Regions from separate parts of the Homo sapiens genome. Here region 1 is linked to region 2. A link is an interaction called in ENCODE POLR2A ChIA-PET data of the cell type or tissue named here. Cell type or tissue: MCF 10A. All regions are shown on one strand. Each heading gives the region's core, and the rest is flanking DNA. Links, peaks and the distances in the headings are about the cores only.

The links. Peaks named below come from ENCODE experiments on the same cell type or tissue, not always from the same donor. Only the 100,000 strongest peaks of a DNase experiment are listed, where the experiment ranks them.
Region 1: POLR2A ChIA-PET joins it to region 2 with 8 read pairs; 3 of 35 experiments call an interaction of 5 or more read pairs at or near these places.

The regions. Positions count from the first base shown.
Region 1 is chr3:65,179,002-65,194,910 of GRCh38, forward strand. It overlaps LINC02040 (long intergenic non-protein coding RNA 2040), which reads left to right. Exons shown (of 4, transcript NR_183716.1): 2 at 10,268-10,365; 3 at 12,403-12,562; 4 at 14,270-14,502. Among named protein-coding and RNA genes, the nearest start is that of LINC02040, 12 kb to the left of the region's middle. In MCF 10A, for the core only: no CTCF peak of the experiment used is centred there; no DNase peak of the experiment used is centred there.
Region 2 is chr3:65,120,207-65,136,115 of GRCh38, forward strand. No RefSeq gene overlaps it. Among named protein-coding and RNA genes, the nearest start is that of LINC02040, 47 kb to the right of the region's middle. RefSeq lists an enhancer at 2,043-2,212. In MCF 10A, for the core only: no CTCF peak of the experiment used is centred there; a DNase peak (open chromatin) is centred at 6,555.

The DNA.
Region 1 (15,909 bases), core at 6,518-9,017, 60 kb after region 2:
AGCTATACGTGGCACCTGGTTTCCTGATCCACAGAATCTGTGAAATCGTAAATATGTAGTCATTTTAAGTTGCTACATTTTAGGGTAATTGGTTGTACAGCAATAGATAACTAATACAAGATATAACCCTGCTGCCCCAATCTTTATCTCTTTTGTTTTAATTCCTTCCTTACACAAAAGGCTCACCTCTCCTATTCTTTGATGCATCCTTTTCTTATCATTCCACCAGCTCTAAAACTGAACTCTGCATCTCCTTAACCACACACCAGTATTTCCTCCTGACATCTATATTTTTCAAAAGTTTGCTCCTTTACACTCTTTTCTTCTTCCCCAAAGCTCAAATGAATGGAATGAGAAATGCTACATTGGCCATCTGGATTCAGAGCATTGGTGTTATCATTAACTTCTCCACTTTCCACACTGACAATTCCACACACAGCCACAGTGCCCTCAACCTGTTCCTCCTCTCTCCACCAAGGCTCTCGCATCCCTTCTTCCTTATTGTTTCCTTATGTTGGAACAATTGTACTTGTCTAACAGGTTTCTTCTCCAATTCATTTCGTACATACAAAGCCAGATTATACCTCCTAATACACCACTTTTCTCATTTTACATGAAATTTTTGCCTAGAAACCTACAAAATGTTCATTCATGTTTAGAAAATCACCTTTGATTATGACATTCACTCTGACAGTGCACCTAGCATGCCAGTTTTTATCTCTTTTGTGTTCAGGGCCTTACGAAAACTTGACTCATAAGGTTCAGAATTTCTAAGTCTTAGAGCAAAGTAAAACACCATAGCCAATTTGATAAAATAAATCCATCAGGGCTGTTGTTGCAGGTCAGGTCAAGAAGTAGACTGTGAGATGGAGATTATTAGCATGAGAAAAGATTATTAGGGAGTTCTTCAAGATTGACAGTGGTGGGGAAAGGGAAGGCCAGAGGAAGAAGTTGGGAGACGATGCAATCACAGCAAAGGCCTCAGCCTTAGAACGTCATTCTTGTAGGTAAGAGCCTAAAACAGGAAACAATTCAAATCTCCATCAACAAAATAAACTGTAGTATACTGAGACAAGGAATACTATGCAGTAATAAAAAAAAAAGGGCTACCATTAAGCTCAACAACAAGGGTGACTTTCACAGACACAATATTAAGCAAAAGCATCAGACACAAAAGAATGTGTGATTCCATGTACCTGAAGTTCAAGAGCTAACAAAACTAATCTATGGTGATAGAAGTTATAACAGTGGTTTCCTCTTAGGGAAAAGGGGTTACTGACTGGGAAGGGTCATGAGGGAACCTTCTAGGGATAGGGTCTGAATATATTCTATATCTTGATCTTGGTTGTGGTTATATAGGTGTATATACATATGTAAGAATTTCTCAAATTCTACACTAATATTTGTATACTATAATATATACACATTATAGCTTTTTATCAAGGGAAACATAAGTGTTGGCCCAAACAAAACAACAATTACCTCAAACAGAAATGTATTCATCTTCCTTGGAAGATCAGCTAAAACCACAGCCAGTTTGGGGGATTCGGGGTTTTTTTTGTTTGTTTGTTTTTGTTTTGTTTTGTTTTGTTTTGTTTTTTGTTTTTTTGAGAGACAGGGTCTTGCTCTGTCACCCAGACTGGAGTACAGTGGTACAATCATGTCTCACTGTAGCCTGAACCTCCCAGGCTTAAGCAATCCTCCCTCTTCAGCCTCCTGACTAGCTGGGACCACAGGTTCACATCACCACATCCAGCTAACTTTTAAATATTTTGTAGACACAGAGTCTTCCTATGTTGCCCAAGCTGGTCTCAAGCTCCTGGCCTCAAGCGATCCTCCCACCTAGCCCTCGCAAAGTGCTGGGATTGCAGGTATGAGCCACCATGCCAGGCCAAAATTTTTAAATGTGCTGTGTTTCTTCCCAAATTTTGAAAATAAGTGTTCATAACTACATAGCTGTATGTGTACCTCTACCCATAAAATACAGAACGCATGCCAATAGGAAGAGAAGACACCAGCATGTTGACGCTAGTAATCTCTGGCCACTTTAATTGTAGGCAATTTTAATTTTTTTCTATTTGATTTTCTAAAATTAACATTATTATTATTTGTGTAAGAAAAAGAGTGATTTTTTTAAAAATGCATTATCATTCATTGAGGAATAAACTAAAAGAAAAATGCAGTGCTGAAAGTGACATTGTAAACACCGTAATCCCTGAGAGTGTGTGTTAAACATCAGAGTGAAAAAGGGTAACTTTCTCAGGACCAACATGAGAGTGGACAAGGGGTATAGAAGACCCATGGGGGAAAGGTACCATGCTAAAAACAAGCTGCAAATGACCCTGGCTGCAGTGACAATACATTTAAATGGGAATGTCCAGTTGGAAGGAACACAGCATAACTGCTGACAATCAGTTAGGAATTTCTGGCAAGACGCAGGCAAAGACAGAGGGGCTGTCCCAGTAACATGGCTGTGATTTCTTACAAGGCCAAAAAAGAGCCCAGTTCTCTGACAAAGACTAGCTCTTCCTGTAGTGGTAGCCGCCGATGCTGCCTGAAGGACAGGCTAGAAAGACACAAAGCAAGAAAGCCTCTCAGTTCCTTACAGTTACCAGAGTAACCGGGACATCAGCCATGTTGCCTGGGAATACCCAGAGTAAGCCACAGTGGCAGGTAAATAAAAAAGGGTGTGAATTTGTCAGATTCCAAAGTCTTCCAGCCACTCTGTTTCAGTGACTACTGAAATCATTTCACAATGATCAGACTACTCCCAGAGTCCCTCGTGGAGAAACATCACATTCTCTGCCAGTCCAACTCAGGAACATGAATCCCCAGGGGCAGCTGAAGGAACACAGACATTTCAACGAAGAGTTTTTATAATAAGAGGGAAAAGATTCTTTCTCTCCAAAGGAGTCTGAAAGCTCACAAAAAGAAAAAAATTTAATTTCTTTATCACGTAGTATAAGTAAAATGATAATTGAAACAATAATTTAAGGATTTATTTTTGAGGAAGGAACAGAGACATGCTAGTGGCTGTGAAAGATGCCATTTGCCATTGTGGAAGCAAAAATAGCTTTGTGATCAGAAACACTAGTACTGGCTGCATGACCGTGGACAATTTACCTCTGTATACATCAGCTTCCTCATGCATAAGGTGGGGAGAATAATACCCATCTCACAGACTATTGTGAGGAGTAAATGCAGATAACATATATTATGTGCACTTGGTGCAATGCCTGGCAAGTACCAGGCACTCAATAATATATATCACGTGATCCATGCTGTTGTCACAGTTATGGACAATTCTCACTACAGCCTCTTTCTAAATTTCATTCCAGTCTCACCCCAGCTACAAAGTCTTCTTTTCATGCCTCGTATTGCATGCTCTTGTTTCAAAGATAGTGTCTAGCTCTATAAAAAGTGTACATAACAAGATCTAACCCAAGCCAACAGGCACAATAAGGCCACCGTTAAGTGAAGGTGGTAGAGTACACTGCAAACCCAGACAGAATGAAGCCCAGGTAAGTGAGAATTGTGTAAAGTCAGCTTGTCTGATTTTTCCCACTGTGGAGACATCAGAATCTTGACTCATAAAGTCTGGTATGGTTCACTTGTCCAAGGACCTACATATGAGAATACCCTGATATGTTATTTAATCATAAAACCTGAGAGGCTCGTGGAAAACAATGGAATCTTAATTCTATAAGGAAATCTACATTGTATAAAATTTGTAATAAATGACGCGTAGTCTCTAGCCATTCCTCACTGAGGAATTGGTGATCATCTCTTAACAATGACTTTGAGCAAAACAGTTTCACACTGTCTGGTCACAGAGAGACTTTACTTTCTGCTTAAGCATTTGCTATTAATAGAAGTATAATGCCACCATTGACGGGGTGGACTGTGATGTCAGACTGCCTGCAGTGCTAAACCCAGTGCCAATATTTGATAGGTGAGCAACTTAGGTACATTATTAACAATTTTTTTTTTTTTTTTGAGATGGAGCCTCACTCTGTCACCAGGCTGGAGTGCAGTGGTGCAACCTTGGCTCACTGCAACCTCCAACTCCCTGGTTCAAGCAATTCTCCTGCCTCAGCCTCCTGAGTAGCTGGGATTACAGGAAAGCACCACCATGCCCAGCTAATTTTTGTATTTTCAGTAGAGATGGGGTTTCACCATGTTGCCCAGGATGATCTCTATCTCCTGAGTTCGTGATCCGCCCGCCTCGACCTCCCAAAGTGCTGGGATTACAGGCGTGAGCCACCGCGCCAGGCCCATTGTTAGTATCTATTTTTGCTTCAATCTTATCAAAAGTAAATGGGATTGATAATAGTACCTGTGTCAGAATATGGTTGTAATCATTTATCATAAATAAATTTATTGATGATAAGGTAAACCACTTAGTGCCTGGCACACAGCAGGCAAATGTTTAGCTAGTTTTACTAATTTTTAATCATTATAAATTATTAATTTTTTACTTATATTCACTTTAGAAATTTCAGAAAACAGTGGAGGGGAGAAAGTTTCAAAACTTCTGCTATGGAATATCTCGAAATGGCCACTTTAAACATTTTGAAAAAGTTCTCTTCTAAAATATACAATTGTACAATTAATACCAAAGTGTATATGATATTTTATAACCTAATTTTTTCCCATCTAACCACCAATTATGGGGTAAGGGGGGATGTCATATTTTTTACTTAATCATACTTCATGGGAAAAATCTTTGTCATTATATATTCTTCGAAACATTATTGTGCCTTATGCAGAATACTACATTGCGTAGGAGTATTTCTTTAACTATTCCTCTATTACTGGCTATTTAGGTTTCCAAATTTTACTATTTAAAAAAAAAATGGTTGAACATCCCCTCATGTTTGTGCAAGTCTGTGATCTTTTCTTTAAGATAAATTCCTGGGAGTGGAATTTGTGATACCCAAAAGGAATAAACATTACTGAAGCTTCTGATCTATTTAATGGGTTTCTGTTGGGATACATTGCTTCCCCTAAAATGCTCTTTCAAATTCTGGTTGGAAATATGTGATGCTATGGTTCTTTCTCTCTCTAAGCAATAGGATCTCTCATCAGTTCCCCCATAAGATGTACATTCTCGGTCGGGCGCGGTGGCTCCTGCATATAATCCCAGCTCTTTGGGAGGCCGAGGCAGGTAGATCACGAGGTCAGGAGATTGAGACCATCCTGGCCAACATGATGAAACCTTGTCTCTACTAAAAATACAAAAATTACCTGGGCATGATGGTGCATGCCTGTAGTCCCAGCTACTTGGGAGGCTGAGGCAGGAGAATCGCTTGAATCCAGGAGGCAGAGGTTGTAGTGAGCAAAGATCACACCATTGCACTCCAGCCTGCTGGCAGAGTGAGATTCCACATAAAAAAAATTTTTTTAAAAGATGTACATTGTCTTCTGTGTAGCAATAGAAAGGCTTTTAAAACTCTCCCTGATTAAAAAAAAAGAATTCTTTCCTGTTGTCTTTGAGCTGGAATTGAATTATGCAAATATATGAAATCCACAATACTTATTGCGCCACCTCTGGCAATAGCATCCCTAGGGGTTATCTTTTGTTCACTTGGAGATCAATATTTTGTGTATTTCATTTTGGATGCTCAGGTAGAGTAAACAGCTTCATTTCTCCTCTTGCCCATTTCTCTACTTTTTTTTTTTCACATTCTGGACTAGTGTGTTACTTTCTTTATAGGCAAAAAATAAAAATAAACACATGAAATCTCTAAACTCCAACCCATTTAAAGACTGGTGCATGTGTCAATTTCTTATGGTGTCCCCTTGCGGTTAAAAGCAATCTCAATGCCTTACCCCAACATTCAAACATAAGATCTAGCCCCTGCCTAACTCTTCAACTGTGTCTATGCTTCTCTCTCTCCTTTGCGTACCAAATTACAGTTATGCTAAACATTATGCAGTTCATTGAACATTCCAAGTGCCTTCTGACACTAGGCTATTCCTGAGCTGTTCCCGCTACCAGAAAGGCTTCTGTGCTCCTCCTTGTCATTCAGATCACATTCGAATGCTACCTCCTCACCATCCTTGCTTGCCCACACAAACTTAAGCTGCCTCTCACTCATCCTTTCTAACATCACTCAATATAAGTCTTTGCAGTGCACTTGCCATGCTCTGATCTTATATATTACCGAAATCCTTGGACTGTTTTCTTCCCAGCTGTATTCCTAGGAACTAGTGCCCGGCACGTCGTAAGTGCTCCATAAATACTTACTGAAAACTTTTGTTGAATGAATTATGAAAAATTTACTTATTATATCCTGCTGAAAATCTCCAACAGAACTCAAGTTCTGTAAGAAGGAAGGGAAGTGTTGTAATGAGAATAAGGTGGACCTCTGTAAGAAGAATGAATGTCTGTTATACATATAGCCTTACTTAGGAAACCAATGGTGAACAGAACTATGGATACTGGATAACAGGAGAGAAGTGTAGGGACTTTAAAGTGGCAAAGAAACTCCTTTTGGTTGTGAAAAAATGCGTGGATGGAGACAGAGACAGGAGTTGGAGAGAAAGAGAGAAAGGAAAGCAAGAAAGATAAAAGGGAGGAAGGGAGAGAAGGAGATAGAGAAAGAGAGAATTCAAAGCGAGTCTTTGAAATGCTATATGGCTGAGATCTTGCAGAGGCACAAGCCACATGTCAAGGGCTTACAGAAAATTGGAATGACGTATTATAGGGCCAGGCAACCAAGGAGAGTTTCAAGGGGGAATATGAACTAAGCTTGTAGAACTGGTGATTTTTTTTCCTAGTAGAGAGAAAAAGAAAAGAAAGCATAGTCACACCTCAGCAAAGGTAAGTAGAAAGAAAGTGCATGGCTCGCTCAGAGAAATGGCAAGTCATTTTGTGGGGCTGGTACATGAGGTACAGAAGGAGACATGGAGGGAATCCTGACTGCTAGTACTTATATATTTGGCACATTCATTCCCCTAGAGCAGTTCCATGGCCTGGCCAGTTCTGACCTAAAGCAAGAAGAGAGGGCAGTCACGTAACACATGTTCTCATTGGTCTCCCCTTTCATTTATCTTTCTCTTCTTCTCAACATCTGTAATGAGATACAATTCACATACCATCCAATTCATCCACTTAAATATATGATTCATTTTAGTATATTTGTAGAGTTTTGCAAACATCAACACTAATTCCAGAGCATTATCATTGCTCCCCCGAAAAAACCTGTACCCATTGTCAGTCATCCCTCATCCCCACCCCCAAACCCCTGACAAACTCTAATCAACCTTTTGTTTCTATGAATTTGCATATTCTGGACATTTCATATAAAAGGAGTCCTGTATTATGTGGTCTTTTCTGATTGGCTTATTTTAGTTAGTATAACGTTTTTAAGGTTCATCCAAGTTGTGATATATATCAGAACTTCATTCCTTTTTATGACTGAATAATATTCCATTGTGTAGATATACCACATTTTATTTATCCATTTATCAGCTGATAAACATTTAGTTTACTTCTACTTTTTAGCTGCTTTGAATAATGCTGCTATTAGCATTCATGTGCAAGTGTTTCTGTGGACACATATTTTTAATTGTCCTGGATATATACATAGGAGTAGAATTGGTAGGTCATATGGTTAACTCTGTGTTTACCGTTTTGATGAATTGCCTGTTTTCCAAAGTGACTGCACTATTTTACATTCTCACTAGCAATTCCTCCACACCCTTGCCAACACTTACTACACCTGTCATTTTGATTACAGTCTTCCTAGTGGATGTGAAGTGATATCTCACTGTGGTATCTCATTATAGTTTCGATGTGCATTCTCTAATGACTAATGATGTTGAGCCTCTTGTATTTCACTTACTGGCTATTCTATTCTGCCCAATCTATTCTTTACCAGGTAGCAAAATTATAGTCTTTAAACTATACCTGATCTCAACATTCCCTTGCCCAGAACTTTACATAACCTACCCATCATACTCAGACTAAAGCCCAAAGCCCTCTCACATATACTAGGCCCTGCATAATGTTACAACTTGCAGTTATTTTACTAATTGGCATGTTTCATTTTGGGGTATGTGTCAGTCTTCCCATTCAGAAGGTCAGAAATAATATCTGCCTGTCCTCCGTGAATTTCCATGCCTGGAACAATGTCTCCCATATGGTAAAACAAATGCCTACCAAATGCAAGAATAATTAGGAAATTTAAAAAATATTTTCTCCCAAATATAGCTAGATAATATACAATAATTTGCTAATGAAAAGTGATATATACATGTGTCCTTCATTTATTTCAATGGAATAATAATGGTGTACTAACTCCTCTCATAAAAAATATCTACTAGCAGATCTAGAAGTAGAGAATGTAATGAAAGTAGACCTACTTATTGTAGTTCATTCAATTCAATCACAGTCTCCAAAACGTACTGTCTGCTGCTGTGGTATTTCAAAACACCTGACTCATATCCACATGCTGTACATTTGCCACTCAGCAATATTTTTTTAAAAAAAGAATAAGTAAATCAGGTAATAGCTCTATTACCATTCTGTAGATTAATAATGCAGGTTTTATTGCATAGTTTGGTATTGATGTGTTTATTCTGATTCTATTAACAATGAGCGTGTACCAGCCAATGTGAGCCTGTGTTTTATTGTATTCCATGGACATTGTGTTTCTCCCTTAAGTGATCCTTTTGTTCAATAAAACATAAAAGTCATTTTCAACTATGCTATAAGGTTTAAGTTTCTTTGGGGTTATGAGGTTGTCATTGCCATACTGTGAGAAATTAGTTCAAAGTGATTGGAAGTTAATAAAGAAATTATTCATGCCATGTGTTACTTACAACGAAAAATCATCAGTTTGATGGCTTGTGATCTTTTACATGGAAAACAACTTTCTTCCTTTGCGTTTCTAAATGTATGACTTTGGACATTAAAAACAAAACAAGGAGTAGTTTCCACCCAATCCTCGCTGACCTATTCCTTCCCAGAGCACACTTTTCTACATATTTGTCCCCAAGAACTCACCTTATTCTTGAATGATTTAAACTCAAGTTTTGTCTCCCCCATAAAAATTCTAATCAGTCCACTCTATCTTATCTTCAATTCTCCACTTTTTTCCAACCTCTCTGTCACCGCTGTGCTCTTTCTTTCCTGGATAACTGCAGCCACCACAGTCCTGCACCCCTACCTCCACTTGAGCTCTCCTCCATGCCGTGCTCTACCAGCAAGTCAGATCATGCCACTCCCCACCTTCGGTAATGAAGGGACCAATGAATGAATGACTACCCAGAGAGAGAGAAGCAGTAATTCTAATAATTGTCTTCTCATATGTATAAAGCATTTGTTCATATTTTCAATACAGTGTTTTGATGAAGTAGGTGGGAATTATTATTATTATTGTTATTTCCATTTTACACATGAAGAAATTGAATCTCGGGCATTGGGATGATTTGCTCAGGGTTACATGGATAGCTGGAAGACAAACAGAGCCAAGATTCTAATTTGGAATTTCGAATTCCCTGTCCTGTGCACTCTTCCCATGGCAATGTGTTTTCTCTGCTGCCCCCCTCACACACACACACACACGCACTCACACACACGCACTCACACACATAAAGGCACGTGCATGTGCATACACCAAGGAAAAAGATCGAGGGTGCCTAATCTGTTGCAAAACAAACCTAAAAGCTATTTATGTTTTTCTGTATTCATACAGAGGAGCAATTGCTTGAAAATCTGTGATAGCAAAACTGTACAAGTGGGAGATTATTTCATTTCCAACATATAACCAATCATGCTGTCCCCAGAACCGCCCAAGAAGAAACTCCCAATCTCGGAACAGGCACACGGCTCGAATTATCAGAAAAGCCGTTGAGATAAGACATGCATGATCTCCTTCCTAAAGAGGTACCTCAAATTAATGTTCAGCTGAGTGTATCTAGAAAATGAGAAAGGTTAAAATGCTCCCTGACACTTTTCTTCCTTTCAAGTAAGTTATTCTATGAGGCAGAGCTCTTCATAAGGCCTATTTTTCTTGTAGTCCACAGAAGGAACTTAAAACACAATAAAAGAGTGCTCTGTTGGGTGGGTCAAAGAGGTTAAAGCTGAGAAAAGAGACTGGAGAAAAATTTTTAAATAAAAAATTAAGAATTATAGGGTATCCTTATACCAAATAATACATGTTAGAACAGAAAACTGGCAAGGTACATGGTGCCTTGAGACTATTTCACTGTGACTTCTTATTTCTCATAAACCATCTTAATCTCCTTTCTCACCCAGGACAAGAATGACAGCCACGTCATCTGGAGAAGGCAGCCAGGGAAGTAGTCAAGAGAAAACACTTCTGTGGGTGACTTGAAGAAGCTGGTTACCATATGGTACATTTTCTATAACCCTGGTCAAAATAAGCTCAGAAACTAATGGGAACTAAAGGGTAATCAAATAAAATTATCCCAGACCAAGAAGCTAATTGCAAAAAATAAAAGGGATGAATCAGGGCTTGAGTCAGAAATAGGGAGTCAAAAGCTCTTCCCAGAGACCACCCTCCTTGCTCTCACTGGTAGATAGTTCCTCTTCCCCCTTCCCTTGACAATTTCTGCTTTGTTAGTGCCAAGCCTCTCCCAATTCAGTTCCTCGTGTGTCCTTTGAGTTCTAAGGAATGAGGAGAAGAGGCAAAAAACAGCTCTCAGATGCCAAGTAAGTGAAAGCCAGGAGCACCAATCTGCCAGAACCTGTCTATACTCCACTCCTGACAGAAGTCACTGTCTCCTGTATCCCCCACTTTCATCAGATAGAAGGACATCTCTGCCAGTTCTTTAAACATTTCATATTTTTTATTCGTTTAGACCTTAAAAAATGTTTATTTCCTCTTTCTGGAAGGTTTTGTTTTTCTTCTCATTGCCAACTAATCATTCAGGTCTTCACTTAAGCTGCAATTCTCCACCTACCTTGACCCTGCCCCCTCCCACCAGAGCAGATCAGCTCACTTAGCCATACTCTCATGGTACGTATCACAGAAACAAAAATCACTAACAAAGTTATCATAATTATTTACTATTTGTCTACCTTGTTAGACTGGACACTCCTAGAGGGCAGGAACGTGATCTCATTTTCCTCACTCCTGGAATCCCAATGCTTAACTCACTGCCTGGCACATAAGTGCTTGGTAAAAGGTTGTTCTTCCTTTTGCTACTGGTCACCTTTCAAAATCTCTGCATTACATCATGTCTCAAATTGCAGCTCAGAGAAGACTGACTTGGAAATGAAACACAGACAAACAGAGGGAGGCTGCCAGACACTAGTGACTAAGATACAGCAGGGCTGTTCACCCTCCATAATAACCTACTGCACCAACATGTACTACCATCCCTCCTATTCCATAGGCAAAAATCTCGGAATCTTTCATTCTTGATGCCTGCCCTTGTCTTTCCCTCACCTTACACCTAACTATCACCTAGGGCTGTCTATTGTTATTTTCCATCAATTGATTGCCAACCACTGTCCTAGCTCCCTGTCACCATACTAGACAAAGCCACCATTCTCTCCTAGAGACAGCCTAGCCTACTCCTGTCTCACTGCTTCCTTCTTGCTATATTCTCCTCCATTCTCCACTTAACAGCCAGAGTGTCCCTTGTGAAACATCTACCATGTCACCGCACTGCCTTCTGTTGATGTTCCTTCAATGACTTCCCATGGCTCTTAGGATAATGAGCAAAAGCCCTAATCAGTCTGTGAGGCCCTCGCAGAGATGCCCACTGTGCATGTAGCTCATCTGCCTCAAATGCAGCCAGTTCCCCATGTGCTCAGCTGCTCTGGCCCTCTGACTGTCCTGTGGGCCATACCAAGCTGTTGGTGTCATATGGCCTTGTGCTCACTGCCTCCGTAGTCTACAGTGTCCTCTCACACCCTTCTCTCTCCCATTAACCCCTGCTTCTTCTTAAGATCCTAGCTCAGTTATTCTGCTGGGAAGAATCTTTTTATCACATTCCTTCTCCCAGTCTAGAGCCAGTTTCATTCCTTTACAGGGCTTAAATATGTTTCTAATTGTTTCTTATTATGCACCCACTCAGTAGAATTGCTAAGAGTAATGCTTATCTTTTGGACCAGACTCTAAATTCCTGGACAACAGAGACTTGATAATGCTTGCAGTTTCATCTTCAACATGTAACACAGTGCCTAGCATAGAGAAGGCACTAAGTAAACTTTTGTTAAGGGATAGATGGATGGATGGATGGATTGATGGATGAATGAATGAGTGAATAGTCTGGGCTGCCATTTGTCTATCCTCTAAACCAGGAATTACAAAATCCCCATAGGGGCCAAGCAGGCAGAAGAATGCATGAATTATGCTAGGGGTTAGTAAAAAGGAGTTGTAGAGCATGCAATGAAATTTTCACATTTCTTTTAAACCCTAGGTTGTTGGCCAAGCTTTGCTGGCTTTTTTGCAGCTTTCTGTTCCCGCAAGTTACTCCCCCAAATCCTACCTATTTTAAAAGCAACTCTCACAGGAAGAAAGGCTTGGTAGCCAACAGATGACCACCACATTCTCTCCCCCAAGACGTCTGATTTCAGAAGGCAAGTTCTGTTCACAGGAAGGAGAGTATCCATACAAGTCCAAGTTCAGTGAGAGGGGCTGTCCCATAACCTGGAAGCCAAGGACTAGAATGCCCTCATTCACTTATTCTGATTCATAAAGTTTAAATTACTAAAAGAGGTTAACAACTTCAACATGTGGCATAATCCAGCCATTCATTTGTTCAAGAAAGAGAAAAAAGTTTAACTTTGTAACAATAATACGAACACAAAAACATTTCCTGGGAGAAAAAAAAAAAAAAAATGTGGCTTTGAAATTCTGCCTTTTATCTTCCTGGGAAAAGCAAGAGCTTACAAACTGGAAAAAAAAAAAGTTTCTTTTTGGTAAACTCACAGGCCTTTGGCCACTGCTTCCCTTCCACCTCAATTTTTTTTTTCTGATCTATGCATTGACCATGCAGAAATGTTCAAATGAAAGCACCTGGTCATTTTTACTTATCTTTCTTATTTTTTCTAGAAAGAGGCCTTGATATATTCTAGGTTCGCAAGTGATTTTGCTAGATTTTTGCCATTATGAACCTGTTTCTCTTTAACTGCAAACCACCTGATTCTGATTTTCCCTAGCCATAAATATGAATTTTTACTACATTTTATCTGAGATTCACAACTGATGGGCTATGAACCAAGAAAAATACAATGGGAGGAAAGAAAAGATAAAATTATTGGGCAACAACTACACAGAAGATGAAACAACCCTCAGACAGGATATAAAGGAGGGTGAACAGGGTAGTCCCAATGAAACAGAATGAAGAAAACCATTTTCTTCATAAAACTATAGCAACAGCAGTATTTACCTTTAGTGTTGTTGCTACCCAGAAGAAGAAAAGGTATCTTGGCATTTTATCAACCATATTTTTATGTCCTGCCATCAAGAATTTCTTTTCACTGCCTGCATATATTTCTTAGTCATAAAAGAGGGCAACCATTTTCAATGATACTAAATCCATCTACTCCCATATATCTGGCCCAACACAACTCAGACATTTTTTTAACCAGCCTTATGAAAAGATGTTATGAAAAGCTAATGACCACCCAAACCTGAGTATAACCATCCAAACATTTTAGTGAAAGGACAGGATTGAGAAGAATCACTTGACTAAAGAAATGCCTACAATGGGCTGGGCCGCTGGCTCATGCCGGTAATCCTAGCACTTTGGGACGATGAGGCAGGTGGATCACCTGAGGTCAGGAATTCAAGACCAGCCTGACCAACATGGCAAAACCCCATCTCTACTAAAAATACAAAAATTAGCCAGGCGTGGTGGTACACGCCTGCAATCCCAGCTACGTGGGAGACTGAGGCAGGAGAATCACTTGAACCCAGGAGGTGGAGGTTGCAGTGAGCCGAGATTGCACCACTGCACTCTAGCCTGTGTGACAGGAGGGAGACTTCATCACAAAAAAAAAAGAAAGAAAGAAAAGAAAAGCCTACAATGTTAAAGGTTATGCTAACATTTACAGCCAAAGGCAGAAGGGCAATATATATACTATGATACAAAATATTTAAATAGGAAAAGTTCAACTCACCATATATACACTCTGTACATGATGCCAACCAGGTTACTTGAAAGTCACACATTAAAACAGCTGTCTTCACATTTGCTAGTTGCTATCTAATTTCTATAGGGTATTGGTCCTGTAAAATTTTTCTAATATATGTTATTGTTTTATTTTTTTATCTTTTAATAGAAATTCAAGAATGAATATTTACTGCCTATATCTGACAGAAGAATCCCATTTCTCATGAGAAAATCAATGGATAATACTCAGCGTTTCTTCAAAACCAAAACTTCCTTTATCAAAACCTGTAGAACACAGGTTTCAGCAAACTTCGTAAAATATTCAGATCAAATTTGGGTTTGTTATTGATTTTCAGGGGGATTAATCTCTTTTATATTAAAAGCTCATTTGGTCACAAGTAATGGAAATTCATTGTGTCTTGCTTTGGAGTGGGGAATGTGCAAGAACACACTATGGAACTCAGAACGGAGGAAACTGTTCAGTACGGATGAGACCCAAGCACTAGAAAGCCAGAATGAATCAAGACTGCCAGTCCCGGATCTCCCCAATTCTGCCGTTGGTGGTCTCTCCTCTCTTCACCTCATCACAGCTCACTTCACTCGTTTCTTTGTAGAAAGGCTTTCTCTGTCACTCTACGCATGCGTGACAGAAACAGGCCCCACCCCTGTCTCTCAAGACCGCAGATCCCCAAGTCAAATGATTAGACAGACTCCCTTTCCTGACTCTAAATTTCTAGAGGGAATCCAACGGACTCAGCCTGGATCAGCTGTCCACCTGAGGCCAATCAGCTTTGTGCAGAGAGGCAAGTTTTCATAGTAGAGCAATCTGGAACTACTCAGGCAAATTACATCTATATATATATATATATATATATATATATATATATATATATATATATATATATATATATATATATATATATATTTCCTATGACCTAGGACTTCTACTCCAGGGGAAATTTCACAAAGATTCATGAAAAGGCAGGGGTACGGTCTTTGTACACGTTTGTGGGGGCAAGAAATTGGACGTCCATTACTGGGAGAGGAGATTAGGTAAGCAGTAGAGGTACATCACAGAGCATTATGCAGCAGGGGAAGCAAAGGGCTACACACGGCCCCACTGGAGTTCTTTGTTAAGCGCAGGGCTTTGTCACACACTATAGAAACTTCAAATGGGCAGACTAGAAGGTCTAGGGAGAAGGGCTGCAGCAGGATATTGGATGCTCAGTTGCCTTTTATTACAGCATTCTATGGAGAGGTGTTCTTAGGCCAGAGGGTAGCTAGATGTCTCATGGGCTATGCTCCAGGAGAGAAACCTATCCCTTTTTTATAGGACTAGTGAGAGCCCTTGCAAGCAGGGACAAAATAGCCTATGCTTGGGTGCTGGCTATTCAGAGGAGCTGCATGCTCATGCTTATAGCATCTAGAGAATTCGAGGGACCTGAGGCTGGATACAGCCCATCCAACTGGGAGAGGGGAGGAGCTCCCAATCACAGCCAGCTCATTTCCACTTATTTGGAAGAGAACACTGTATCATGCAGTTGATGTCCTATTGGGCATTGCAAATCTTAGTGGGGGAAATGGTAAAAAATAGAAAAAAATCTATAAAATAACAAATAATATCATCTGCATAAATGGGGGTGAAGCACGTGAAAATCAAATGGATGAACGATGACCAAAAAGAACAAAAGAGGATCTTTTCACTGGACAAGGATGTAATGTGACAGAAAGTATAATTAACCTGAAACCATTCTGCCACAGATCCACAACAACAAATTTTTTAAAATGAATAAAAGATGAGTACGGACA
Region 2 (15,909 bases), core at 5,616-8,115:
ACGGCACACCAGGAGATTATATCCCGCACATGGCTCGAAGGGCCCTATGCCCACGGAGCCTCACTCATTGCTAGCACAGCAGTCTGAGATCAAACTGCAAGGCAGCAGCGAAGCTGGGGGAGGGGTGCCCGCCATTGCTGAGACTTGAGCAGGTAAAGCGGCCGGGAAGCTCGAACTGGGTGGAGCCCACCGCAGCTCAAGGAGGCCTGCCTGCCTTTGTAGACTCCACCTCTGGGGGCAGGGCATAGCCAAACAAAGGTCAGCAGAAACCTCTGCAGACTTAAATGTCCCTGTCCAACAGCTTTGAAGAGAGTAGTGCTTTGCCCAGCACGCAGCTGGAGATCTGAGAACGGACAGACTGCCTCCTCAAGTGGGTCCCTGATCCCCGAGTAGCCTAACTGTGAGGCATCCCCCAGTAGGGGCAGACTGACACCTCACACGGCAAGGTACTCCTCTGAGACAAAACTTCCAGAGGAATGATCAGGCAACAACATTTGCTGTTCACCAATATTCACTGTTCTGCAGCCTCCACTGCTGATACCCAGGAAAACAGGGTCTGGAGTGGACCTCCGGAAAACTCCAACAGACCTGCAACTGAGGGTCCTGACTGTTAGAAGGAAAACTAACAAACAGAAAGGACATCCACACCAAAACCCCATCTGTACATCACCATCATCAAAGACCAAAGGTAGATAAAACCACAAACATGGGGAAAAAACAGAGCAGAAAAACTGAAAATTCTAAAAATCAGAGCACCTCTCCTCCTCCAAAGGAACGCAGCTCCTCACCAGCAATGGAACAAAGCTGGACAGAGAATGACTTTGATGAGTTGAGAGAAGAAGGCTTCAGATGATCAAACTTCTCTGAGCTAAAGGAGGAAGTTTGAACCCATGGCAAAGAAGTTAAAAACCTTGAAAAAAGATTAGATGAATGGCTAACTAGAATAATCAATGCAGAGAAGTCCCTAAAGGACCTGATGGAGCTGAAAACGATGGCACGAGAACTACGTGACAAATGCACAAGCTTCAGTAGCCAATTTGATCAACTGGAAGAAAGGTTATCAGTGATGGAAGATCAAATGAATGAAATGAAGCGAGAAGAGAAGTTTAGAGAAAAAAGAATAAAAAGAAATGAACAAAGCCTCCAAGAAATATGGGACTATGTGAAAAGACCAAATCTACGTCTGATTGGTGTACCTGAAAGTGATGGGGAGAATGGAACCAAGTTGGAAAACACTCTGCAGGATATTATCCAGGAGAACTTCCCCAAACTAGCAAGGCAGGCCAACTTTCAAATTCAGGAAATACAGACAATGCCACAAAGATACTCCTCAAGAAGAACAACTCCAAAACACATAATTGTCAGATTCACGAAAGTTGAAATGAAGGAAAAAATGTTAAGGGCAGCCAAAGAGAAAGGCCGCGTTACCCACAAAGGGAAGCCCATCAGACTAACAGCTGATCTCTCGGCAGAAACTCTACAAGCCAGAAGAGAGTGGGGGCCAATATTCAACATTCTTAAAGAAAAGAATTTTCAACCCAGAATTTCATATCCAGCCAATCTAAGCTTCATAAGTGAAGGAGAAATAAGATCCTTTATAGACAAGCAAATGCTAATAGATTCTGTCACCACCAGGCCTGCCCTAAAAGAGCTCCTGAAGGAAGCACTAAACATGGAAAGGAACAACCAGTACCAGCCACTGCAAAAACATGCCAAATTGTAAAGACCAATGGGGCTAGGAAGCGACTGCATCAACTAATGAGCAAAATAACTAGCTAACATCATAATGACAGGATCAAATTCACACATAACAATATTAACCTTAAATGTAAATGGGCTAAATGCTCCAATTAAAAGACACAGACTGGCAAATTGGATAAAGACTCAAAACCCATCAGTGTGCTGTATTCAGGAAACCCATCTCACATGCAGAGACATGCATAGGCTCAAAATAAAGGGTTGGAGGAAAATCTACCAAGCAAATGGAAAATAAAAAAAGGCAGGGGTTGTAATCCTAGTCTCTGATAAAACAGACTTTAAACTAACAAAGATCAAAAGGACAAAGAAGGCCATTACATAATGGTAAAGGGAACAATTCAACAAGAAGAGCTATTCTAAATACATATGCACCCAATACAGGAGCACCCAGATTCATAAAGCAAGTCCTTAGAGACCTACAAAGAGACTTAGACTCCCACACAATAATAATGGGAGACTTTAATACCCCACTGTCAACATTAGACAGATCAAGGAGACAGAAAGTTAACAAGGATATCCAGGAATTGAACTCAGCTCTGCACCAAGTGGACCTAATAGACATCTACAGAACTCTCTACCCCAAATCAACAGAATATACATTCTTTTCAGAACCACACCACACTTATTGCAAAACTGACCACATAGTTGGAAGTAAAGCACTCCTCAGCAAATGTAAAAGAACAGAAATTATAACAAACTGTCTCTCAGATCACAGTGCAATCAAACTAGAACTCAGGATTAAGAAACTCACTCAAAACCACTCAACTACATGGAAACTGAACAACCTGCTTCTGAATGACTACTGGGTACATAATGAAATGAAGGCAGAAATACAGATGTTCTTTGAAAGCAATTAGAACAAAGACACAACAAACCAGAATCGCTGGGACACATTTAAAGCAGTGTGTAGAGGGAAATTTATAGCACTAAATGCCCATGAGAGAAAGCAGGAAAGATCTAAAATTGACACCCCAACATCAAAATTAAAAGAACTAGAGAAGCAAGGGGAATGACATTCAAAAGCTAGCAGAAGGCAAGAAATAACTAAGATCAGAGCAGAAATGAAGGAGATAGAGACACAAAAAACCCTTCAAAAAAAAAAAACCCTTCCATGTAGTTGAGCGGTTTTGAGTGAGTTTCTTAATCCTGAGTTCTAGTTTGATTGCACTGTGATCTGAGAGACAGTTTATTATAATTTCTGTTCTTTTACATTTGCTGAGGAGTGCTTTACTTCCAACTATGTGGTCAATTTTGGAATAACTGCAGTGTGGTGCTGAAAAAATCTATGAATCCAGGAACTGGTTTTTTGAAAAGATCAACAAAATTGATAGACTTCTAACAAGACTAATAAAGAAGAAAAGAGAGAAGAAACAAATAGATGCAATAAAAAATAATAAAGGGGATATCACCACCGATCCCACAGAAATACAAAGTACCATCAGAGAATACTATAGACAACTCTATGCAAATAAACTTGGAAATCTAGAAGAAATGGATAAATTCCTCAACACATATACCATCCCAAGACTAAACCAGGAAGAAGTTGAGTCTCTGAATAGACCAATAACAGGCTCTGAAATTGAGGCAATAATTAATAGCCTACCAACCAAAAAAAGTTCAGGACCAGATGGATTCACAGCCGAATTCTACCAGAGGTAAAAGGAGGAGCTGGTACCATTCCTTCTGAAACTATTCCAATCAATTGAAAAAGAGGGAATCCTCCCTAACTCATTTTATGAGGCCAGCATCATCCTGATACCAAAGCTGGGGAAAGACACAACAAAAAAAGAATTTTAGACCAATATCCCTGATGAACATCAATGCAAAAATCCTCCATAAAATACTGGCAAACTGAATCCAGCAGCACATCAAACAGCGTATCCACCATGATCAAGTGGGCTTCATCCCTGGGATGCAAGGCTGGTTCAACATATGGAAATCAATAAACGTAATTCAGCATATAAAGAGAACCAATGACAAAAACCACATGATTCCTCAACAGATGCGGAAAATGCCTTTGACAAAATTCAACAACACTTCATGCTAAATACTCTCAATAAATTAGGTATTGATGGGACGTATCTCAAAATAATAAGAGCTATATATGACAAACCCACAGCCAATATCATACTGAATGGGCAAAAACTGGAAGCATTCCCTTTGAAAACTGGCACAAGACAGGGATGCCCTCTCTCACCACTCCTATTCAACATAGTGTTGGAAGTTCTGGCCAGGGCAATCAGGCAGGAGAAGGAAATAAAGGGTATTCAATTAGGAAAAGAGGAAGTCAAATTGTCCCTGTTTGCAGATGACATGATTGTATATCTAGAAAACCCCATCGTCTCAGCCCAAAATCTCCTTAAGCTGATCAGCAACTTCAGCAAAGTCTCAGGATACAAAATCAATGTGCAAAAATCACAAGCATTCTTATACACCAATAACACATAAACGGAGAGCCAAATCATGAGTGAACTCCCATTCACAATTGCTTCAAAGCGAATAAAATACCTAGGAATCCAACTTACAAGGGATGTGAAGGACCTCTTCAAGGAGAACTACAAACCACTGCTCAACGAAATAAAAGAGGATACAAACAAATGGAAGAACATTCCATGCTCATGGATAGGAAGAATCAATATCATGAAAATGGCCATACTGCCCAAGGTAATTTAAAGATTCAATGCCATCCCCATCAAGCTACCAATGACTTTCTTCACAGAATTGGAGAAAACTACTTTAAAGTTCATATGGAACCAAAAAAGAGCCTGCATTGCCAAGTCAATCCTAAGCCAAAAGAACAAAGCTGGAGGCATCACGCTACCTGACTTCAAACTATACTACAAGGCTACAGTAACCAAAACAGCATGGTACGGGTACCAAAACAGAGATATAGATCAATGGAACAGAACAGAGCCCTCAGAAATAATGCCACATATCTACAACTATCTGATCTTTGACAAACCTGAGAAAAACAAGCAATGGGGAAAGGATTCCCTATTTAATAAATGGTGCTGGGAAAACTGGCTAGCCATATGTAGAAAGCTGAAACTGGATCCCTTCCTTACACCTTATACAAAAATTAATTCAAGATGGATTAAAGACTTAAATATTAGACCTAAAACCATAAAAACCCTAGAAGAAAACCTAGGCAATACCATTCAGGACATAGGCATGGGCAAGGACTTCATGAGTAAAACACCAAAAGCAATGGCAACAAAAGCCAAAACAGACAAATGGGATCTAATTAAACTAAAGAGCTTCTGCACAGCAAAAGAAACTACCATCAGAGTGAACAGGCAACCTACAGAATGGGAGAAAATTTTTGCCATCTACTCATCTGACAAAGGGCTAATATCCAGAATCTACAAAGAACTTAAAAAAATTTACAAGAAAAAAACAAACAACCCCATCAAAAAGTGGGTGAAGGATATGAACAGACACTTCTCAAAAGAAGACATTTATGCAGCCAACAGACACATGAAAAAATGCTCATTATCACTGGCCATCAGAGAAATGCAAATCAAAACCACAATGAGATACCATCTCACAGCAGTTAGAATGGCAATCATTAAAAAGTCAGGGAACAACAGATGCTGGAGAGGATGTGGAGAAATAGGAACACTTTTACACTGTCGGTGGGACTGTAAACTAGTTCAACCATTGTGGAAGTCAGTGTGGTGATTCCTCAGGGATCTAGAACTAGAAACACCATTTGACCCAGCCACCCCATTACTGGGTATATACCCAAAGGATTATAAATCATGCTGCTATAAAGACACATGCACACGTATGTTTATTGCGGCACTATTCACAATAGCAAAGACTTGGAACCAACCCAAATGTCCAACAATGATAGACTGGATTAAGAAAATGTGGCATATATACACCATGGAATACTATGCAGCCATAAAAAATGATGAGTTCGTGTCCTTTGTAGGGACATGGATGAAGCTGGAAACCGTCATTCTCAGCAAACTATCGCAAGGACAAAAAACCAAACACAGAATGTTCTCACTCACAGGTGGGAATTGAACAATGAGAACACATGGACACAGGAAGGGGAACATCATACTCCGGGGCCTGTTGTGGGGTGTGGGGAGAGGGGAGGGATAGCATTAGGAGATATACGTAATGTAAATGACGAGTTAATAGGTGCAGCACACCAACATGGCACATGTATATATATGTAACAAACCTGCACACGTTGTGCACATGTACCCTAAAACTTAAAGTATAATAATAATAAAAAAAAGAAAAAAAAACAGATTGAGTTGGTAGTGGATTCCTAGAGCTCTGTGTTTAGAAGGCTATCTTTTTCCTTAACAGGAAAGAGTGCCAAAATCATCAGGTCTTATTTCTACAGGAACAGGAACTTGAACAAGGACACAAGTTACCTTTCTCCAATCTGTTCCTTCATGTGTTTTCTATTGACAGGCTTCATCTTGAACACATACTTCACTCCATCACTTGCTAGACTCTCTTAACCAAATATTTTGCTCCCATTTTTTTCAGCTTACCTCTACATGAGGGGCTAGACCATGGAGTGTCCCTTCAACCTCAACTGACCTGTGATATGGCTCATGATACGGCTTATTCGTTATGTTCCAGTTTCCAGGCTAATTCTGTAAGTACTTTGTTTTAGAGTAAGACTAAGTGAGAATGTCATAATGAATTATGCTTTTGGAATAATATGTTTACATTTTAACTCAAGTTGTGGCCTTTAAGAGGCATGATGAATAAACTTTCTCACACACATCTGCACTCACTGACTTTGGTGGCTTATTGCATCATACGCAAATGGCCAGGCCCACTTTATGATCTCAGCTCAGGAATGGCATGCTTACTTTCTGTGCTCATGAAAACAATCATCAAAAAGTCTGGTTACCTCAAGATTAAGGTGCTACAAAAAAATGAGCTATCAACCTGTGCACAGAATGGGCCAGCATCTTGTGAGCATACAAAAGAGATCTGGGTTGCAATTTCTACCATAGTACAATTTGCCCATTTAAACTAGCTCAACGTTCCCCATTAATTACTCATGGACATTTCAGCTCTTTTGAAAATTAGTAACAAAGAAACACAGCTTAAGAAATAAACTACCTATACAAAAATAACCTAGGAGGAAAGAGAGAGTCACATGTGGCAAATAAACATTTGTAATCGGTACTATAAATCATGAAACAGATTAATTATCCAGAAACATACAAAATCATCCTCTAAATTGTTCTCCTAATGTACCAGCTCTCCACTGACTCATTACTAAATTATTTGCTAGTGAATGAATTTTCTTTTCTTCAAACGCTTTTTGAGCTGGGAGAAGTTGGCACAGACAAAATGCTTTCTGCCAGGGGTGAGGTTATATCCCCACAACCCTGAATCAACTGGTTATAAAAATCAAAGAATTCTGCTGAACCACAAGGAAGTTTTCTCTTGTGGTTATCGGCCATTTATTTTGCCACATCTTCATTACCATTCTGAAATAAAATTCACAGATAATATAACCTACTGACATGTAATTTAAATAAACAAACATTTTCCTTCCTAATATATAGGAAGGAAAAAAGAAAGTCACTTATTATAATATGCATTTAATATTTGCATGTTTGGGCTCTAAACTGGAAATCGTAATAAAGCAGTCAGATGATTTCATCTGTAACAGAAAAACAAAAGCTACAGATATTCTCCAATCCTTGGAGCAACCAAAATTGCATCCATGTATTTGCTATACAACTCCTAGAGAGAGGTGATTTCACTGAGACCCACAATTTCCACAACACTAAATGGTTGGTTTGATAGCCTCTTTTTGATATATATTTTTTTCAGGCTGAATTCATTATTGGTCTGACTAGTGGTGTCATAGCCATTGATGAGACCTTGAGACCACACACCCTAAGTTTTTACATCTCTGCTTTTATTTTTACTTTTTAGAACTAGCATCTTGCTCTGTCACCCAGGCTGGAGTTCAGCAGCGTGATATGGCTCACTGCAGCTTCAAACTCCTGGCTTCAAGCAATTCTCCCATCTCAGCCTCCCAAGTAGCCAGGACTACAGGCATGTGCCACCATACTTACCTAATTTTTTAAATTTTTATGGAAATAGAGTCTCACTTTGTTGCCCAGGCTGGTCTCAAACTCCTGGCCTCAAGCGATCCTCCGACCTCAGCCTCCCGAAGCACTGTGATTACAGACATAAGCCACTGTGCCTAGCCTCACCTCTGTTTCTAAGTATAATTCTCTGAAAGTCCAATTCTAATGAAATAAACATAGAAACCTGCCAGTCCCATGGCCTGCCACATGACTGTACCTTTAGAGAAAAATGGCAAAAATTTAAGGAAAAAAACTGCCCACTCCACACACATACTGAGATTTGTCTTTTAGGCAGAAGTTATAAGGTTTTCTCTACTCCCCTTGAGATGGGGTGCTGAAACTCCAAAAGACATTTACCTTGTGATATCTGAATCAGGAGAGCAGCTTGCTCGTGTCCACACATGATCAGTATCATTCTTGAGCTTCCACGCTGGATTCCGTTTCTCACCGGGGAGAAAAGTAAACTTCTCCTTATCTGGCCTGTGAAATGGGAACCCGAGGTGGGGGAATGCCCTCACCTGTTGTGAAAGGGGATGAGTAAGTTCTCTTTTTTACTGCTTAATGCTTCTAAGAGAAAGAGGCATACATTTATTCCCTCTGGGTTGTCCTTCTTAAGTTACCCTGGAACAAAAGTCAGTTTGAATTTCTCTTCTGGTGAATCACAGAGATAAAACGAAAACAGTGAAAGCAGTTCAAAACGTCAACAGTATGCTTCCCCCTTAGCTGTAGACCTGTGATGAGATATCATAATTGCTATCGGTATCATTGATGTTTTGCATTCCTATACCATTGTAGAATTGTCATTGTACATTCTATACACACGATCCTACTTGATCCTTTACAGCAAGGGAAATAAAAAAGTCAGTGTTATTAACATCATTTTAAAGATGATGACACTGAGGCTGAGAGAAAGGAAATTTGTCTAAATTCCCATGGTTAACAAGTGGCAGTTCAAAGAGAAGGATTCATGTATTGGGCTAAGAATACCTTGCTCTTGTTATTCCACCGCTGATTTACCAGAAGATACCCCTTTGCCCCTTGGATAATTTGCCCCCTGAAGACAATAGATCATTTCCGTGATTGGCCCTCAAGTAGGCAATGGCTAAAAATAATATCGTAAACCAAGTTCTATACTTTCGATATTGGGAGAACAGGACAAGGACACACATGGGTAATGTCAAGACCCAAGTTCACACAAAGCATATTTCAAGAGAATTAGTCACTGTCTCAAAGTGTTGCCTGCGTTAGAAAAATTACTGTCTCTAGTTCAAGACCCAAGTTCACACAAAGCATATTTCAAGAGAATTAGTCACTGTCTCAAAGTGTTGCCTGCGTTAGAAAAATTATTGTCTCTAGTTTTTAGACTCCACCATCTTCAATGTAGGAGTTTTACTCCAGGATAACTCTCCTCATGGTCACAAGATGGCTGCCCAAACAGCTCCAGGATTCCTACGGGGATGAAACAAGTTGTGGCAAGAAAGAGACAATCTATTCCTGAGTTTAAGAGTGAAGTAGAATTTTCTTCTGGAAAAATTGTAAGAAGTCCCCCAGCCAGTCACACTATTTTCATCGGCCACAGCTAGGCCTTATGCCCACCCTTAAAATAATTTACTAGCAAGAGGAATTACTCAGTTGGCTGAAACACATCAAACTAACCCTTTGGCTGGAGAGAGGGTCCTCTTCACTGAATGGAGATAGGAAGATATCTGGGGGGGGAAATGGCATTTTATTGAAAAGAAAAGGGCAGGCATGGTGGCTTACACCCATAATCCCAGCACTTTGGGAGGCTGAGGCAGGCAGATCATGAGGTCAGGAGTTCGAGACCAGCCTGGCCAATATGGTGACACCCTGTCTCTACCAAAAATGCAAACATTAGCCGGGTGTGGTGGTGGGTGCTTGTAGTCCCAGCTACTCAGGAGGCTGAGGCAGAAGAATCACTTGAACGCAGGAGGTGGAGGTTGCAGTCAGCCAAGCTCACGCCACTGCACTCCAGCCTGGGCAACAGAGCCAGACTCTGTCTCAAAAAAAAAAGAAAAAGGAAAATGACACACACACACACAGACACACACACACACACACACACACACACACACACACACACACACACAACCTCTCTTTCTCTCTGTGCGAAGGGAGAATGCAATGTTGTCTACCACATAAGTTTCTACAACCTACCAAGAAATTTCCATTTTCTAAATTTCCTTCTTTTGAGGATCCTTCGAGCACTTCTTTCACACTTCGTACCTTCCAGTTAGTGCTGTTTTTTTTTTGCTTCTTTCCTAAGCTGCATTCTCTCCTAGTTTTGTTGTTGGTACAGAACTGTCTGTCCGATTGCCTCTTCTCTGAGGCTGCCAAGCCATGGGATTGGGCAAGTTTCTAAGCTTGGCCCTTTAGAATTGGATTTTTAGAAAATCATACTTAAAAACAGAGATGAGAAATCTTAAAGTGTGTGGTCTCAAGGTTTCATCAATGGCTGTGACACTACTAGCCAGTCCAATAATGAATCAAGCCAAGAGACAATATCAATATACAGTGTATTTAAAATGTTCACTCAGTTGGTGAATCATTATTGATAACACATTTTAAAGCCATTTTTTACTGAGTGTTTACCAGGTGCCAGGTGTTGTGCTAAGTGCTCTGCATGCATGACTTACATCACTGTCACATTTCCCTCAGAGGAAGGTAATATTTTCCTCATTCTTCCTTGACATATGAAGAAACTGAGCCTCAGAGAAGTGAAGAGACTTACCTTCTCAAGGTCTCACAGCTAAAAGTGGCGGAACAGGTCCTTGAACCCATGCTTCCCTGCCTCCACAATCCACACTCTTAATCACTATTTTATGTTTTCTTCCAGATGTTCAGAAGCCTAGTGAATGAGTCAATGCAATGATTAATCAGCTTCCATGTTCAGAATTACTGATAGCTCTGGCCTTCCTAATAGCTCAGTGAGTGTGAACGTTATGATATTCTACCCTCACAGAGTTCCTGAGTACTGAGAGTGGGCTGGCCTACAACTTTTAATAAAACAAGAGTCTTCAGATTCCTAGCCAGTGCGCTCACCTGTAGATCATGAAATGCCTTACTCAGGACATGAACCACTCTTCCATCAAGTTCCGGGGTTCTTACCATCATCATCTCAGAACCTCTTCATACCTCCCTGGTAAATATTAGGTAACGATGTTAACCTTGATAGGAAGAAGCAAACCTGGTGGGTCACGGTGGCTCATGCCTGTAATCCCAGCACTTTGGGAGGCTGAGGCAGGCATATTGCTTGAGTCCAGGAGTTCAAGACCAGCCTGGGCAACATGGTGAAACCCTGTCTCAACAACAACAACAAAAAAATTGCCTGGCATGGTGGTACATGCCTGCAGGCCCAGCTACTTGGGAGACTGAGGTGGGAGGATCCCTTGAACCCAGGAGGCAGAGGTTGCAGTGAGCCAAGATCGCACCACTATACTCCAGCCTGGGTGACAGAGTGAGATCCTGTCTCAAAACAAAGAAAGAAGCAAACTTGATAAGGGAGAAGTGTGGTGGTTTTTTCATGCCAACAATATAAGTTAGAGGTAATGAATAGGTACCATAGCCATAAAAGGTATCCAAATGCCCCCTCCAAACCCTGGTTATAGAAGCCTTTCTTATAATTCCTGCTTGCTTGGAGAAGAGATCAGTAAAGTATCTGGTTATGCTCTGTCCACAGGACAAGATTGCTGATGCCACATCTTTTCCCCAATCATTCAAAAGAGCATCTTTGTCAGCCTGTCAGCCCTACTGAATCAAAGTGATGCTGGGGAAAGGACAGAGCAAAGTCAGGAGAGAAAAACCATATATAACAACTGCTCTGAACACGACCTGTAGTCCAATAACAAATGTCCTAATTTCAGAGTGCTAAGGAAACAGTGTCCTCACTGGTGGGTGAAGTTCCGCTTCTCTGCAGGAGGAGGACCCAGCCCCCCTCTCCAACCCTGTTCCATTCTTCCACTCCTCCTTCCCTCTGTTGGCTCTAGCTATGTTGACTTCCTTCAATTCCTGGAATATTCCTGGCTCTCTCCCGGTTCTCACCAGGGCAATGCACATGGCATTTCCTCTGTCTGAGATGTCCTTCCCTACTCTCTTCTAGGCATTTTCTACTCTTTCCTTTTTCCTTTTCTATCCTGAATTCCTAGAAAAGTACCCAGGGTATAGAAGATGCTCTGCAGAAAGGAGGATACTTTTCCTTTCTAAATATCTACTAGATACTTTCCAAAGGGTTAATCAGCTTTAACATGGGGTGATGCCACTGTGCTGGTCTAAAATGTGTGATTTGCAGATGGAGGTTGGTGGGATCAACCACAAAGTCTGTCATCAAATGAAACACAAATGTGTTCACCTCTGGTCACTGGTTCAGGTTCTGGGCAGTCTGTCCCTTTGGCTGGAGGTAGAAGAACACTTTGGTAACTGTTGTGAGTGTGGTGGTGCAAGCTGAATAAGTTGATGTCCCCTTGGACTTCTATTTGAGATTTCTCCTCTGGTATTTTTATGGTACAGGTTTTGGGCAGTTGAATGAGAGTATGTAGGGACTGATCTTAGAAAACCAATGTAAGTCCAGGCATAGTGGCTCACACTTGTAATTCCAGCAGTTTGGGAGGCTGAGGCGAGTGGATCACTCAAGGTCAGGAGCTCGAGACCAGCCTGGCCAACATGATGAAACCCTGTCTCTACTAAAAATACAAAAATTATCTGGGCATGGTGACAGGCGCCTGTAGTCCCAGCTGCTTAGGAGGCTGAGGCAGGAGAATTGCTTGAACCCGGGAGGTGGAGGTTGCAGTGAGCCAAGATCGCACCACTGCACTCCAGCCTCGGTGACAGAGCAACACTCCATCTCAAAAAAAAAAAAAAAGAAAAAAAAGAAAGAAAACCAACATAAATCAGACTGTTACCTTCTATCCCTTTTCCCTGTCTAATAGGAGGAGAATGCCCCCTCTTATAACCCATTTGCTATACCTCTGCCAGCAATCTTTCACACATGCAGCAGCTGAATTGTCACTTCTTCAAAGACATCTCCTTGACCATAAATCTGAAGGAACCATCCAGCATTATATTCTTCTGAATGCTGATCTCCAAGTGATCTTTCCCTTCCATTGTTTATTACCTGTTTCTCCCAAATAGAACATAAATTTTTTGAGAACTGGAACCTGACCTGTTATACCAGTTAAGATGAGCTTCCTCTGCTGGTCATGGAAAATCTAAACTAACAGTGACTTAAGATTAAAACTTCTTTCTTTCTTTCATCCAGAGGTAAGCAGTCCAGGGCTGGTAAGGTGGCTCCAAGATCTCTAAAGGGCTCAGGCTCTCTCTCTCTTTTTTATTCTCTTTCCTACAAGGCTTTTATCTCCAGGCCCAGTCATGGCATCTCTTTTCCAACCAGGAGGAAGGAAGACTAGGTAAAAAGAGGCAAGGCCCTCTGTCCTTTAAATATTATTCTGCTTACATCTTATTAGCTTAACCTAGTCACATGGTCATGCCTTCTGCAAGGGAGGCTGGGAAATGTGGCTTATATTTCTGCACAGGCCCAGACAAAAAGCAGGGGTTTTATTATTGCAGAAGTAGGGGAAAACTGATACCAGAAAGCAGTTAATCTCAGAAACTTATGTTGTATTTGCTGCTCTATACCCACTACCTGATCAATCTTTGACATAAAGGTCCCCAAAATATCTGTTAAATGAAAATGAGTGAATGAATGCCATTCTTTGGCTTATATTCTCTAACCACTCCTAATGTTTGTAGAATTAAGATCCAAATCTTTAATGCAAACTACAAAGCCCTGCGTGATGTGAATCTTGCCCCCCTCTCCAGCCCTGTTCCATTCTTCCACTCCTCCTTCCCTCTCTTGGCTCTAGCTATGTTGACTTCCTTCAATTCCTGGAATATTCCTGGCTCTCTCCCAGTTCTCACCAGGGCAACGCACATGGCATTTCCTCTGTCTGAGATGTCCTTCCCTACTCTCTTCTAGGCATTTTCTACTCTTTCCTTTTTCCTTTTCTATCCTGAATTCCTAGAAAAGTACCCAGGGTATAGAAGATGCTCAATAATTACCTCTTGACTGACTTAACCTCAACACGTACTTCCTCAGGGAGGGTTTCCTAACTCTGTAGACCGAGTTGAGTTCCATATCGTATAACCCCATAGCATCCTGGACTTTTCCTTTGTGAGACTCTGTACTCTTAAGATTATTTACTTAGTTATTTAGAATTATTTTTGCAGGATGTCAGCCATCCTCACTAGATGAAGATTATGGAGGGGAAGGATTATGTAACTGCCATTCTCTGCTAAATCCCCAGAGCCTAGCAAAGTATATGGCACACAGTAGGTGCTTCATAAGTACCTGTTGTCTATGAACGAATGTCTACCTTGTGTAAAACTGCTATATGACATCTTGGTGAGTTGATTCAAACAAGCATTCCTTGTTTTCATGGAGTTTATAAGAGAGACACATGACCATAAATATACATTCAGGAAAATTCTGTACAATTACATTTAATTGAATTAAACAGGCATTTCATGAGTACCTGCTTTGTGCCAAATAATTAAAAGTATTGACCCTCAGGGAGTTTACAGTGTAATGAGGAGTATAAATTGCTAATCACCCTGCAATAACTGTTTCCCATTTTTCTCTTTAATAGAATCTCCACCACCAACTCAAGTATTAGTGAAGAACACGGCTGCCTTGCTGAGGTCTAGTGTTTCCAACCTCCCTTTTAATCAGGTATAAATATGTGACCAAATCTGGCCAATAGGATGTGAGCAGAGATGATACCTGCAACTTCTAGATCATGATCTTGTGAAGGAAGCTGCTTGCACTCCCCCCATTATCCTTTCCTCCCTTCCCAGTGGCTGGGATATGACAGTAACTCTAGCCATTTTCTTGTGCCCAGAGATGGAAGCCACACATTTAGGATGGCACAACTACTCTGGACTATTCATCCTTGGACTGTTCTATGAGGGAGAAACAAAACTTCCATCTTATTTAAGCCACTATATTTTGGGGTCTCTGTTATTGTAACCTAACTTATATCCAAATAGAGGGGGTAGCCAGGTATAATGGCTTACACCTGTAATCACAGTGCTTTGGGAGGCTGAGGCAGGAGGATGGCTTGAGGCCAGAAGTTTGAGATCAGCCTGGGTAACACAGCGAGACTTTGTCTCTACAAAAAATAAAAACAACAAAATATTAGGGCGTGGTAACACATGCCTGTAGTCCTAGTAATTCAGGAGGCTGAAGTGAGAGGATCACTTGACCCCAGGAGTTTGAGGCTGCAGTGAGCTATGACTGTGCTGCCGCACTCCAGGTTGGGCAACAGAGAGAGACCCTGCCACTGAGAAAAACAAAAACAAAAAAATAAATAGAGGAGGCAAGCAAACACAATAGAGTACTTTAAGTACAGTAACAATGGAATTGTAGAGGTAGAGCCTAATCTTACCAAGACAGTGGTGTTTAAAGATGAAAATTGGGCACAATCTAAATTTCCTCTAGGTCACCCAGAAAGCACAGTGATAGTCAATATTTCTCATGGCCCTTAAATGATTCTTCCATTTATTCCTGCAGAAGGTTGAGGAAGTCATAACTGCCTCCTAAGCAAGGTATCTGATGTTTCTGTGTTGGCAAACCCCCTGGTATTATTCACTCATTCTTCCTCTGTGTTTTACCTTCCCACCTGGCTAAATTTCATTCACTGCCTGTTTATGGGCAAAGCATTAGGGGTCTCAACTGAGTATGCCTGAAGTCAGTTAAGACAGATGGGCATATAATGGTCCTCCCGCAGAAGTGGCCTAGAAGACTGAGTGCTTCACTCTGTGTGTGAAGAGTGGGACATGGAAAGCTTCAAAAAAAGGAGCGTTGCAGGATTTCACATGAAAAGGGAAAATGAGTTGTTGATATCTATAACACAGCATGAGATTGAAGATTTTTAGCTTGCTGGATTTACTAAGGCTCCTATGTGATCCCATCCTGGATGACCTTGTATATGCCATCACTCATGGGATCCTTTTCAGAAGTCACGATAAATTTCAGTAAACAAGGTTATGGGAG